Regions from separate parts of the Homo sapiens genome. Here region 2 is linked to region 1. A link is a contact called in ENCODE Hi-C or POLR2A ChIA-PET data. All regions are on one chromosome and are shown on one strand. Each heading gives the region's core, a stretch centred on a gene start or an enhancer-like site at or near the end of the contact. The rest is flanking DNA. Distances are from core to core; before and after follow the strand shown.

Region 1 (5,745 bases), core at 1,767-4,266:
TGGATGTTGACCATTTGTTGTGAAATTTAGAACTCAATTGTTCATAAAAGGAAAATGGGAAAGAATGAAATTTCCAAGTTGACGTTTTCAAATAATATTTTGTTTTAAATATTTATGTGTAACTAGTATGTTAAATATGATAATACGCCTTTATTATACTGAATTCTACTCACAATTTTTTTTGATTGGCCAAATTATTATTTTTTCTTTTTTTACTTCTTATCTTATGGAAATGGGGCAATCCCTAAAATTTGAGGTAACTATATTGGTGCATTTACAGATTTTTGCCATTTTGTTTTGTGTCTAGTAGAGAAGAGAGGATAGATGATTGGAGAATAAGATATTGTAAAAGGGGGCAATGAAGTTACTCACTGGTGCTTTTTTTTTTTAATTAGTAAACTGTGCTGTATATAAAGAAGGTTTTCAGCAGGTCTGAACTTTGTACCTCTCACCTTCAACTCTGATGATATTTGCCTGACTTTTACCATGTCAAAGGCAAATAATGTCTAAGTCAATAGAGAAATTTCCAATTTCAATAAGAACAAACACCAATAAACCTTAGGTAGTCTTCTTGTTCATAAGGAACTTGCCAGTAAATAGACTTTATAGAAAAATTTGATTCTAAAATTAATTGTAGGCCGGGCGCTTGGCTCACGCCTGTAATCCCAGCACTTTGGGAGGCCAAGGCAGGCAGATCACCTGAGGTTAGGAGTTCAAGACCAGGCTGGCCAACATGGCAAAACCTTGTTTCTACTAAAAATACAAAAATTAGCTGGGCATGGTGGCAGGCGCCTGTAGTCTCAGCTACTCAGGAGGCTGAAGGAGAATTGCTTGAACTAGGAGACAGAGGTTGCAGTGAGCTGAGATTGCGCCACTGCACTCCAGCCTGGCCGACAGAGGGAGACTGTGTCTCAATCAATCCATCAATAAATAAATAAATTAATTAATTAATTAAACTGTAAAATTTCTTACAGTAATCAGCCAAGGAGGAATATTTTCTACCCATGCGGTGTGTGGGAGTTAATCTTTGTGTTTCTTGGATGACTTGAGATAGTCATAGCCAACTCAGCTTACCGGCACCCACCAAGGTGCCCTATAAATATTTTATTAATGAATGGTGAGCTATGGCCGTCTGACTTCTGTTTGTCCAAAACCTATGCTTTATTCATGAGGTTCATGATCAGGAGAGGGAAAAAACACAAAACATTGAATCTACTTAGATGAGTTTGCTTTTTTTCTCCCCGGGGGTAAAAAATACTGAATTACTTCGCCAAAAATAGTGCTTTGCCAAAACCTGTTGTCAGTAACACTTTTATTTAGTCCTTCATACATCTCTATAGGAGTGTTAGCAGAAAGGAGTCACCATCCCAGACTCCAAGAGAGGGTTCTTGGATCTCGCACAAGAATTTGAGGCAAATTCATAGAGTAAAGTGAAAGCAAGTTTATTAAGAAAGTAAAGGGGCCGGGCGCAGTGGCTCGCGCCTCTAATCTCAGCACTTTGGGAGGCCGAGGTGGGCGGATCACCTGAGGTCAGGAGTTCGAGACCAGCCTGACCAACATGGAGTAAACCCCATCTCTACTAAAAATAGAAAAATTAGCTGGGCATGGTGGCGCATGCCTGTAGTCCCAGCTCCTCAGGAGGCTGAGGCAGGACAATCTCTTGAACCCAGGAGGTAGAGGTTGCAGTGAGCTGATATTGGACCATTGCACTTCAGCCTGGTGACAGAGCAAGACTTTGTCTTTAAAATAAAAAAAGAAAAGATTTTGAAATATTTTTAAATATCTTAAGTCCATGCTAATTTGGAATCATTAAAAAGGAGGCAAAGAAAACCTTTTATCAGCAAGGTTTCTGTGACCTGTATCTTGTGCAGACCTCCTATTTCATCCTGTGACTTAGAATGCCAAACGTTCTGAGAATGCAGCCCAGTAGGTCTCAGCCTTATTTTACCCAGCTCCTATTCAAGATGGAGTCACTTTGGTTCAAACACCTCTGACGGGAGTCTCATTCGAACCTGTGGTGACATAGTCCTGCCTGTTTGTTTCTTATTGGTGACCTAACACATGACCTTGTGTTTTTATGTTAAGTGAGGTTGATCTCTTGGGGGAAACATTATCTCTCTTTTCTTTATTTCAGAGGGTATATTACCTCTCTCTGGAATTTTACATGGGCCGAACATTACAGAACACCATGATCAACCTCGGTCTGCAAAATGCCTGTGATGAGGCCATTTACCAGGTACATTGTTCCTAGATTTCTCTCATCCTGTCTCTTTAAATTTCATGTGCACTTCAGGAAACTTGGGGACATTGCACAAAAAAATAAAGTAAAATAAGAGTGAAAAATCGCCTCTATAGATGTGGCTATTACAAACTTTTAGAAATATACATCACTGGTAATCTCTCATTTAAGAGGAACAACCAGAAAAAGTTAGATAACTCGTTATGACTCATGAGAATTTTCTTTTGCAATCAAAGTCTTTGACAGCATTCCTCACAGATTACATTTCAGAAATTAGTGTCTGAACAAGCCTTTTAAAAGTACTTGAGTCTTCTGCTATCAGAATCACAATCTTTACTTTGGGCTTCTATCTCATTTTTAAGAAATGATCAAACTTTGTTATTCATGTATCAAGGCAATTTGTGAAAATGATCAGCTTTAAAAATTCTGTTGTCATACTTTCTCTGTTGCTTAATGAGATGTAAAATACACTTCCTCCTTAAAGGAGAAGCTTGAAGTCTTAACCCTAATGTGCTAAGTTGTTTTCATGAATATATTTAACTTTTTCTTTCCTGAGCTTCAGGCACCTTCATACCCAAAACAGGTAGCCCTTAACCTTTTTGATGTGGTTGAAAGGAGAAATGTGTATTTGCAAAGACACATTCTAAATGAGAGACTGTTCAAACTTTTCATTTCCTTTGCCATGGGATTGTCCCCTCATGTGTCCTTCGCTCAAGAACAAATACGTCTACAACCAGGTCATAGCTAACTCACATACATGTGGGTTAGGTGGAGTATTTCCTGTGAAAGAACCCCTGCAGGTCCTCTCCATGTCCCTTCCCTCTCCTTCCCCTAATATCAGCTGAAAATAACATCTCTCCCTTGGAGTAGCCTATAGCCAGGCAGGGTGATGTGATCCATGTCTACTTGCTCAAAATTTATATCATACTTTTTTTTTTTTTTGAGACGGAGTCTCGTCCTGTTACGCAGGCTGGAGTGCAGTGGCACGATCTCAGCTCCCTGCAATCTCCACCTCCCAGCCTCAGCCTCCTGAGTAGCTGGGATTACAGGCATGCACCACCTTGCCCAGCTCATTTCTGTATTTTTAGTAGAGATGGGGTTTCGCCATTTTGGCCAAGCTGGTCTCGAACTCCTGACCTCAGGTGATCCACCCACCTTGGCCTCCCAAAATGCTGGAATTACAAGTGTGAGTCACCGTGCCAGCCTATATCATGCTTTAGACTTACGTTTTTAGAATTTAAAAATTCTGAGTGTTAGCACCAGCAGTTGGCTTACACCAGGAACCTAGTAAGCTCTAATCTGCAGAGAGCAAATTTGAAAGGCCCTTTAACACTGAACAGAAGCATAACCAAGGTTGAACTCGTAAGATACAGTTGTCAAGACCTGTGTGACAGGTAGGAATCCAAACAGGTGCCATGGAAACGGGGGCACAACTTCAAGCACTGGTGCATCTTCCACATATGTCTTCAAATGTGCAAATTATTTTTCCATTTAAAAAAAATACCCAGTTTCATGGGTTGCCTAACTTCAGATAAGAACCCAGTTGTTTCACAGTAGGCCACCTTTAGCCATGCCTGGGCTAGATTAGCATCTAGTCAGGATGGAACAAGTCATTTGCCTGACCAACAATTCTTTCATCGTAAAATGAGCAATCCAATGTGATCTCCAGGGCTGCAGAGCTCTGTCATGGGTGCCCAGTGGTGCTGTGGACTCTGCTGTGTGATCCCCAGCACTTTGGGGCAGGGAGCTAGCTGGCAATCAGTCCCATCCGTGCCCAAGTTCACAGATGCTATTTGGCTTCCCACAGCTTCTTATCCACCCCAGGGAAAAGTAAAGGATTTTACCCCATCCAGCTGGATTGCAGGACTGCAGTTTCCCTGCCTGCTGTCAGGACCCAGGTCTCCAGGGCAGTAACCCACTAACTGGTTTTGAGTTGACAACTTTTGACCCTACTGAGTAAATATGCTGTGGTCATGAAAAGATGAACTTTAGTCCATTCTGGAACGTCTGACCCTGAGACCTTTCGGTCATTTTCAAAATCCCTCAGTCCAATTAATATCAGCTTGGTACTGGACTGTTTCTGAGGTTTTAACCCTACTGTACACACACACACACAATTTTTTTTAATGATAATAGCTAACATTTATTGAGGGATATCTGCCCAAGAATAGTTCTAAATGCTTTGTTTGTATAATCTCATTTAATTCACGGCAATCATCAGTGAGGTAGGTACTGTTAGCCTCCACTTTTTTAAATAGGAAAATTGAGGCATAGAGTTAGTAGCTTGCCCAGGGTCATGTAAGAAGTAACAGAGTCAATAATGGACTTTTAGAGCTTACACTTTTCTCCATGCTGCAGCTGCACCATCTCATACAGTTTGCCTCTGCAGTCAGTACCTGATGCCAGAACAAGCTGCAAGGGAGCTGACGCTAGATTAGGTACACAGCTAAACCTGAATACCTTTACCCAGAGCTGTAGGAAATGGCTGTCCCTCTGAATGGCCTGAATTTTTATCTGCTTCCAATATTGTTTTCCTTTCATTACCAGCTTGGATTGGATATAGAAGAGTTAGAAGAAATTGAAGAAGATGCTGGACTTGGCAATGGTGGTCTTGGGAGACTTGCTGGTAAGTGACATTGTGAGTGTATTATATTGTCTGGCCGATTGAAGACATCTCAGATGCCATGCATGACCATGCTTGCAAGAACCAGGCAGGCTTCCTAGAAGAAGCGCAAGGTATGACCTGGTTGTAGATGTATTTGTTCTTGAGTTTGCACTTTGGTTTGATCAATTCTAGACAAATAGTAGAGATGGGAACTTGAACAAAAGAGACACTGCTTAAAACTCAGTTAACCAGATCCTTCCTATGCACTTAAGAGTATGTTAAATGTTAACACACTAAAAAATTTATTATGCTAGCACCCCCTTTGATCACTACCCCAGTTCTGTGCTCCTCCCTATAGGGGGTCATAGGGAACAGTTTAGTATTTAGAATTCCAGACCTTTTTTCTGCATATTCATTCACATTATATACATATGTACACACAAACACACACACACATATATATATATACACACACATACACACACATGTAAATGTCTGGAATATATATCTTCCAGACCTTTTTTCTACATATTTACACACACACATACACATATATATATTCATAGAAAATATTTAATTTTTTAAAAAATAAATGGTATCACACTGTATGGCTTTAATACAATGTGATTTCTTTTTTAGTTTGGAGATCTATCCAGTAAAGTACGTCTAGGTCAAAAGTAGTGTCTTTACTTCACTATTATTTGTTCAAAGCTTCTCAATTCACATCCTTGTGTGGCATGACCTAAGTTAAGTTGCTGTTGTTTTATTTTATTTTATTTTTTCAGTGGTAGACTCCAGGTCAGAGGCATGACCCCAGTTGGTCAACCATTGTCTTGCCTTGTGCACTTGACTGCTTGATTGACTAGTGGGCAATGATACACTAATATTATTGGTATGATTT
Region 2 (5,745 bases), core at 3,142-5,641, 710 kb before region 1:
GACTTGAAGCAATACAATCAGCTGAGAGATCAATGATTTCTTTCCCCTTCTCAGTGTTCTGTAATTCATCTTTGATCAATATGGTATATATACTGCATGACTGCTCTGTTCCATTTGATATATACAAAAAGTGATCATACACAAACTTGCATCAGAAGTAATTACATCACTAAATCGCATAAAGTAATGAGAAGCACAGATTGCTTGTTTCTACCTAAAACTTCATAATAACTTCAGCCATTACTGCTGTAGAGCCCCCTCTGGTCCCACAGCATGGGAAGTAGACATTAGTAGTTTCCTCAAATGTTGGGGGACTAATTAAATATTTGTAGAATCATTAGCACTTAAACAAAAAATGTTTCCAGTCTTTGAAATGGGAAGTGGCTTTTGGAGTGTACGGGATACAGTTATAAGCATCCAGTCCCTGCACATTATTTAACACCAAACTAGTGATTCAACACAAAGACAGGCAAAATTTCCAGGATAACTATCAATTAGCAGTCCTATTTCAAGTTTGTATACAGATCTTATAGGGCACCTTGATTCTAATCATTCTGATCCTTTTTTCTCAGCTAAAAATACCTTATTCTTTAATCTACACTTCTAAACAGTAAGTTCTCTCTACTTCAGCCTTGTTTTAAATACTTATCCTTCTAACTTTTTCCTTGCAATTCAATGTCCAGTATTCCACTTCCTCGTTCCTCTCAAATTATCCCTTTAACTTGTTTCTACTTACTTTTAAAGGCCCCCAAAGCCTCTTCCTCAGGATAATGTGCAATTCAGAAAGCCCTCTCAACTACCCTCTGTATAAAAGTTTAACCACAGAGACCAACGATAACATTTTTCCTGTTTGGGTTTTGGGGAACATACATTATAACTGAAATTTCACTACTCATAAAACTCCTTCACTAAATCTTTCCCATTCCCCTCTCCTAACTCTCCATTGTTTTATACACAATCACGACATAAACACACTCCCAAAATGTGTAATGATATAATCATACAAAGACTTTCTAAAAATACATAATTTTAATGTGTGCAACAAACAGCCTTTATAACTCTAGTACTGGGAGTACACGTTTAAAAACATACTGACTTTTTAATAAACTGTGTTTGTTTTTCCTCGTTGGGGGTGGGGAGGAGGTAGGGGATCATCAAACAAGGACCAATTGCTATACCTGAATCCACAAACTGTGTTACAGTAGGATTCTATTGAGGATTGTAAACACACTTAAAACTTTTTTTTTTTTTTTTACTTTAAAAGAAGAAAGTTGAAATTGCAAAAATGAGAGCCAAAATTTCTATGCTTTACCCATAAGGATACACAAACTGAATACCTCCTGTTTTCCCACTTATGAAAGAAATATGCTTCATCTACCAAACTAGGGCATTTATGAGGTTTGTATTAATGAACAGAAAAATGCAAAAATGTACAAATGCAAAAAACTTTCTATCCTTTAGAAGACTTAATATTAAAATGATTTTAGGGAAAGCCCAAGAAATCTCATTCTCAACTCAGAAAACTACCTAAGGGATAATTTGTGAATGCCATCTGGGATCCAGGCAGTCCCATCCACAAAAGGGAAAACTTGTTGAGATCATCCAAATCTAAAATTCACATACATTTTTACATCTGGACTGAATTAATCTTTTCTTGGTACTGGCTTTCATGTAATAAAATAATTGTTTGCAGGTTTTATTTTTCTTAAAAAAAAAAAAACCCACAACTTTAGAAATCAAAATGTGCAACATCCAAATCGAAAACTACAAAGAATTCCTTTATCAAAAAAGTTAGTTGTGAGACAGGACTCATTTACACTCAACTCTGAACCTGACAGCTCAGTCAAAAACAATTATGTTTGAAACTTTCATTCCAAGCATCTGCCACAAAAGGCTACGCAGTCTATTACATCATAAGTTCAGAAAGCCAAAAGCTTTATAAGTATAGTTAAATGTGGAAACAAAATCCAAAAACTACAAAAAGACCCCCCCCCCAATTCAGCTAACCTAGTTCAGTAACAATTTTTTTTAAGAATTTGTAACTAAAAACCGCTACCTAGCACACTGGCATTTTGCTTTCAAAAGCAGCGTCTTCATCCAGGCCCATGCTGTTTTCAGGCGTTTTCCTGTACAGCCAGGAGCATCTTAAATCTCTAAGTTCAAATTATGTACTTAAAACTAGCAGCTTACCCTTGTTGCCCCCAAAAAGGAGATACTGGAAATAGGAAAGATTTCCTGCCCCTTAAAATGTCTTGAGTACTGCAAGAACTGCTGATTACTGTAGCCCATCAGTGTCAGATCTCAGAGATTCTTGCAAGCAACTCAAAGGGGGGAAAATTAGTTCATATTACAGTCAGTCTGCTTTCTGGAGAAGATGTCCTGCAGATAATTTGATATTAGATATCCCCTGGGGGACCCTTTTCATCTAATAATCCTACTAAATGTCCATTTTAATATGAAATATGAATCCAAAATGTTTACAAACATACTGGGAAAAGTATTCAAATGCCAGCTGTCTCATATTGTGAAGTATTTTCATTTTTAACATAAAACGTTTATTTCTCAAAGCCACACCTGAGAAAATGATTAGGTGCTGTGGTGCTGTTAAGTTTTATACTACAAAGGACATCAGCAAAGGCATCTGTTTTCCTGCCTCTCTTCTGGTCTTCTCCCCTCCCCCACTCTCCATCCTGTAGGTCCTGGTAGTTAAAATTTCTACAATAGTCTCATAATGCTCTAAATTCTAAAAAAAAATTTCTCATCCTTTAACACTGCTGAACCTAAATTCATGCACTGCTCTAAGAAGGAAACCCAAAAGTCACAAGCCTTTTTAATGACAGATGTATTACGGAAAATTTTCCCCACAAAGTTTTGATGCTGTGAAATATCAACTCCCTGAAATCACAGAAAGGAAATGACTTACATTCTTGGAAAATGAAGCCACTAGCAGCTTTCTCCAACAGCATTTTCTAAACCCCAAACTACACCCTGTGGCAAGAGGGAGTATTTCGTGCAAAAACTAAATTTAAATAGATGCTTATAAAACCCATAAACAAACATTGCCCGGTCCCAGAGAAGAACAGAAGGGAATCATACTCGGAAAATCCAGCAAGAGATACTTTTTCTCCACATTCAGAAATGCTGGAGAGCACAGGCTGGAAGTCAGAAGCAACCTGAGAACGCTTGCTGAAGTTTTCCTTCCCTGCTGTGAGCAATGCACAGCTCCTGAGGGAAATACTGGCAAAACAGATTTTGCGTAAAAAAATAAAAATGAAAAGGTGTTAAGGGGGAAAACGAGCTAATATTTCTTTGGACACTAGCTACACAACTACACGGCCTGAAAATCTGCCAGCTTTCAACTTTAAAATATGCTTATTTTGACATTTTCCCATCTATTCGTGCCTTTAAGAAAACGCCCGCACCATTAGGTTATGCTGTCCCAGGACTCGAGGTGTTGTTTTAATCTCTGTAGACTTTACACTTACACGGGTGGACCGCAGCTGTCCATACCTGACAGTGCCTGGCCCTCCCGGAGCCGAATCCGGTGCTCCTGTTCGCCTGGGGCTCCGCCAGCGCGCCGTAAGCTCCTCCAGAAACCCAAATTCTGCAGGCCGCACCCCCAACTCGTATCTCACCCAGGCCCCCGTCTGGCGCCGATCTGCCCCAGCTCAACCTCCGGCTCCGCAGACTAGGCACTTTCCGGGACGCGGGGCAGACCCTGCGCTCGGGTCCCTTCCCGCAGCCGGGCTGTCCGGCCTCTGCGCGCGCACAACAGGCGGCACGGCGCAGCCCCCGGGAGCGCGGGACTCGGGTGCTAGTCCCGGCGCCCAGCCACAGCGACACAGACCTGGGTGCCGGGGCCCGCCAGGGAGCCCTGTGATCCGGGGACCTCCGCGATGCAGAGAACCAGGGACCGCGCACGGAGCCCAGGCGCGCAGTCTGCAGCCAGGACCAGCCTCCCGCCCCCGCCGCTGAAGCCGCCCCGAGCTCCACGCCTCCCCCGCTGCCGGGCTCGGCTGCCCTAGGGCCTCGTCCGCCCGTCCCAGAGTGAGCGACCTCCGACTCACGGAGAAGCGACCTTACCACCGGTGCCCGACACCCAGAGCTAAGGGAGCGAGAAGAAGGCGAAGAAAGAGGCGGAGAGCGGTGCACTGCCTTCGCTGGGACTCGCGACTTCCAGAAACCCTCCCGAAACCCAGTCCCGCCGCCGCCCCGCCGGCAGGGGGCACAGCGGGCGTCCGGGGCGCGGCGGCTGAGCGATGGGGCGAGCGGAAAGGGCCCAGACGCCTGGTTCTTGTTCATACCTCGGAGAAAGTCTTGAGCACCAGGCGTTGGGCTCTCTGGTCACCCCTCTGACTCTTCCTACCGGCGCCGAGCCTGCCCCACTCCTCTCAGCCCCTTGGCCCCGCCAGCCAGAGGGGCGCTCCGCGTCCGCCCCGCCCCCCACCCACGCCTCCCGACCCGACCCGCCCCCCCGAATCCCCGCCCCCTGAGACCCCGCCCCCGACCCGCCCCAACTGGCCGCGGCGGCAGCCGAGCCGCGGGAGCTGCGCGCTGAGCTCGCGGCAGTACGGGGAGCGCCCGCCCGCCCCGCCCTGGACCCAACCAAGCGTCCCGCGGAGGGGTGCGGCCACTTGGGGGCAGGAGAAAGCGGAGTACGCCACCCCTCTAGGGACCCAGGAAGCGAGGCGAGCCTCAGGTGGACGCGGTGGTGTGGACCACGGCGATCAGGGCCTTTCCCCCTGCTGTGGAGACGGAGGTGCGAGGGGACGCCGGCGGCTCCCCACCTTCTGGCCGAGTGGCCTTCTCCGCCTCCGGCTGGACTCCCTCGGGGCGCTCCCTCCAGAGCCGAGTCGGGCTGGCCGGGGGCGGCTGTTTGGCCTGAGTGTCGTCTTACTAAAGCGGAACGCCGGAGGGGAGGCCACTCCGAGAGAAGGCGGTCCCCGGCGGAGGTGGCTTCGTGAATCCTGCAGCCCCCTGCCCGCCCGCCACTCGAGACGCCGCGCCTCGTGGGTTTCACGCTGGATGGAGGGGGCGCCGCCGAGGATGCCCAGCCTCCCCCTCTAATTCTACCTCTCCAGTTCCTCAGGTAGACACAGCCTCTGTCTGCTGTGGTTTTAGTGCCCATGGCCCCTCAGAAATTATTTTTGTCCCCTCCCGATAGTGGCTTTGGGGGATGGAGGGCGAGAGATGCAAAGGGCCAGTGGAAGATTTTTTATAGCACAAGGAATCAAGCCAGGAGATGGAGGTTTCATTGCCACCTCGGGGTCTGGGGAGGGGGCGAGCCACACCTCTCCGGTCAGTCTGCGCCCACCAGGACCTGCTGCTGGGAACCGCACACGAAAGGAGAGACACCCAGCACCTGGCCCCTAGACCCGCAGGGCGTCAACCTCCTGGGCTTCTGCCTTTCTAGGTTTCCTCTGACTTTGCTGACCCAATGACCCCTGGCCACGGGTGGCAAAAACGCCCTCACTGAGCCCTTCGCTAAAGGAGTGCCGGGGTTTATGTGTCTGGCTTTTAAAATGGGATGAGGAGACAAGGAAACAGGACCTGAGAAAGGACACTATCCAAAATCTGATGCTCTCAGAAGTCAACTTTAAAACTGCCCTGCTCCGCGGTGGCTCACGCCTGTAATCCCAGCACTTTGGGAGGCCGAGGCGGGCGGATCACGAGGTCAGGAGATCGAGACCATCCCGGCTAAAACGGTGAAACCCCGTCTCTACTAAAAATACAAAAAATTAGCCG

The links. A loop is a pair of places that touch in the nucleus more often than their neighbours do. ChIA-PET counts read pairs that join two places held with the same protein, here RNA polymerase II (POLR2A). Pooled maps may share reads with other maps.
Region 2: a loop to region 1 is called in a pooled map, with 3 times the contacts of the local background. The contact joins the promoter of FRMD6 here to the enhancer-like site in region 1. A Hi-C loop is called at or near these places in 1 of 168 maps with a recorded cell type or tissue (PC-3) and 6 of 50 pooled maps. POLR2A ChIA-PET finds 5 or more read pairs at or near these places in 1 of 52 experiments (H1).

Annotation. Positions count from the first base shown.
Region 1 is chr14:50,934,227-50,939,971 of GRCh38, reverse strand. It overlaps PYGL (glycogen phosphorylase L), which reads left to right. Exons shown (of 20, transcript NM_002863.5): 2 at 2,135-2,236; 3 at 4,787-4,865. Among named protein-coding and RNA genes, the nearest start is that of PYGL, 7.4 kb to the left of the region's middle. Within about 2 kb of position 3,016, at least 3 of the 41 ENCODE cell types and tissues checked have a DNase peak (open chromatin) inside an H3K27ac peak, as active enhancers do.
Region 2 is chr14:51,650,556-51,656,300 of GRCh38, reverse strand. FRMD6 (FERM domain containing 6) reads right to left here and starts at 4,391. Exons shown (of 14, transcript NM_001267046.2): 1 at 4,305-4,391. It overlaps FRMD6-AS1 (FRMD6 antisense RNA 1), which reads left to right and starts at 4,557. Exons shown (of 1, transcript NR_037676.1): 1 at 4,557-5,745. RefSeq lists silencers at 3,618-3,767, 3,778-3,837, 3,848-3,937, 4,148-4,597, 4,728-4,797 and an enhancer at 4,770-5,388.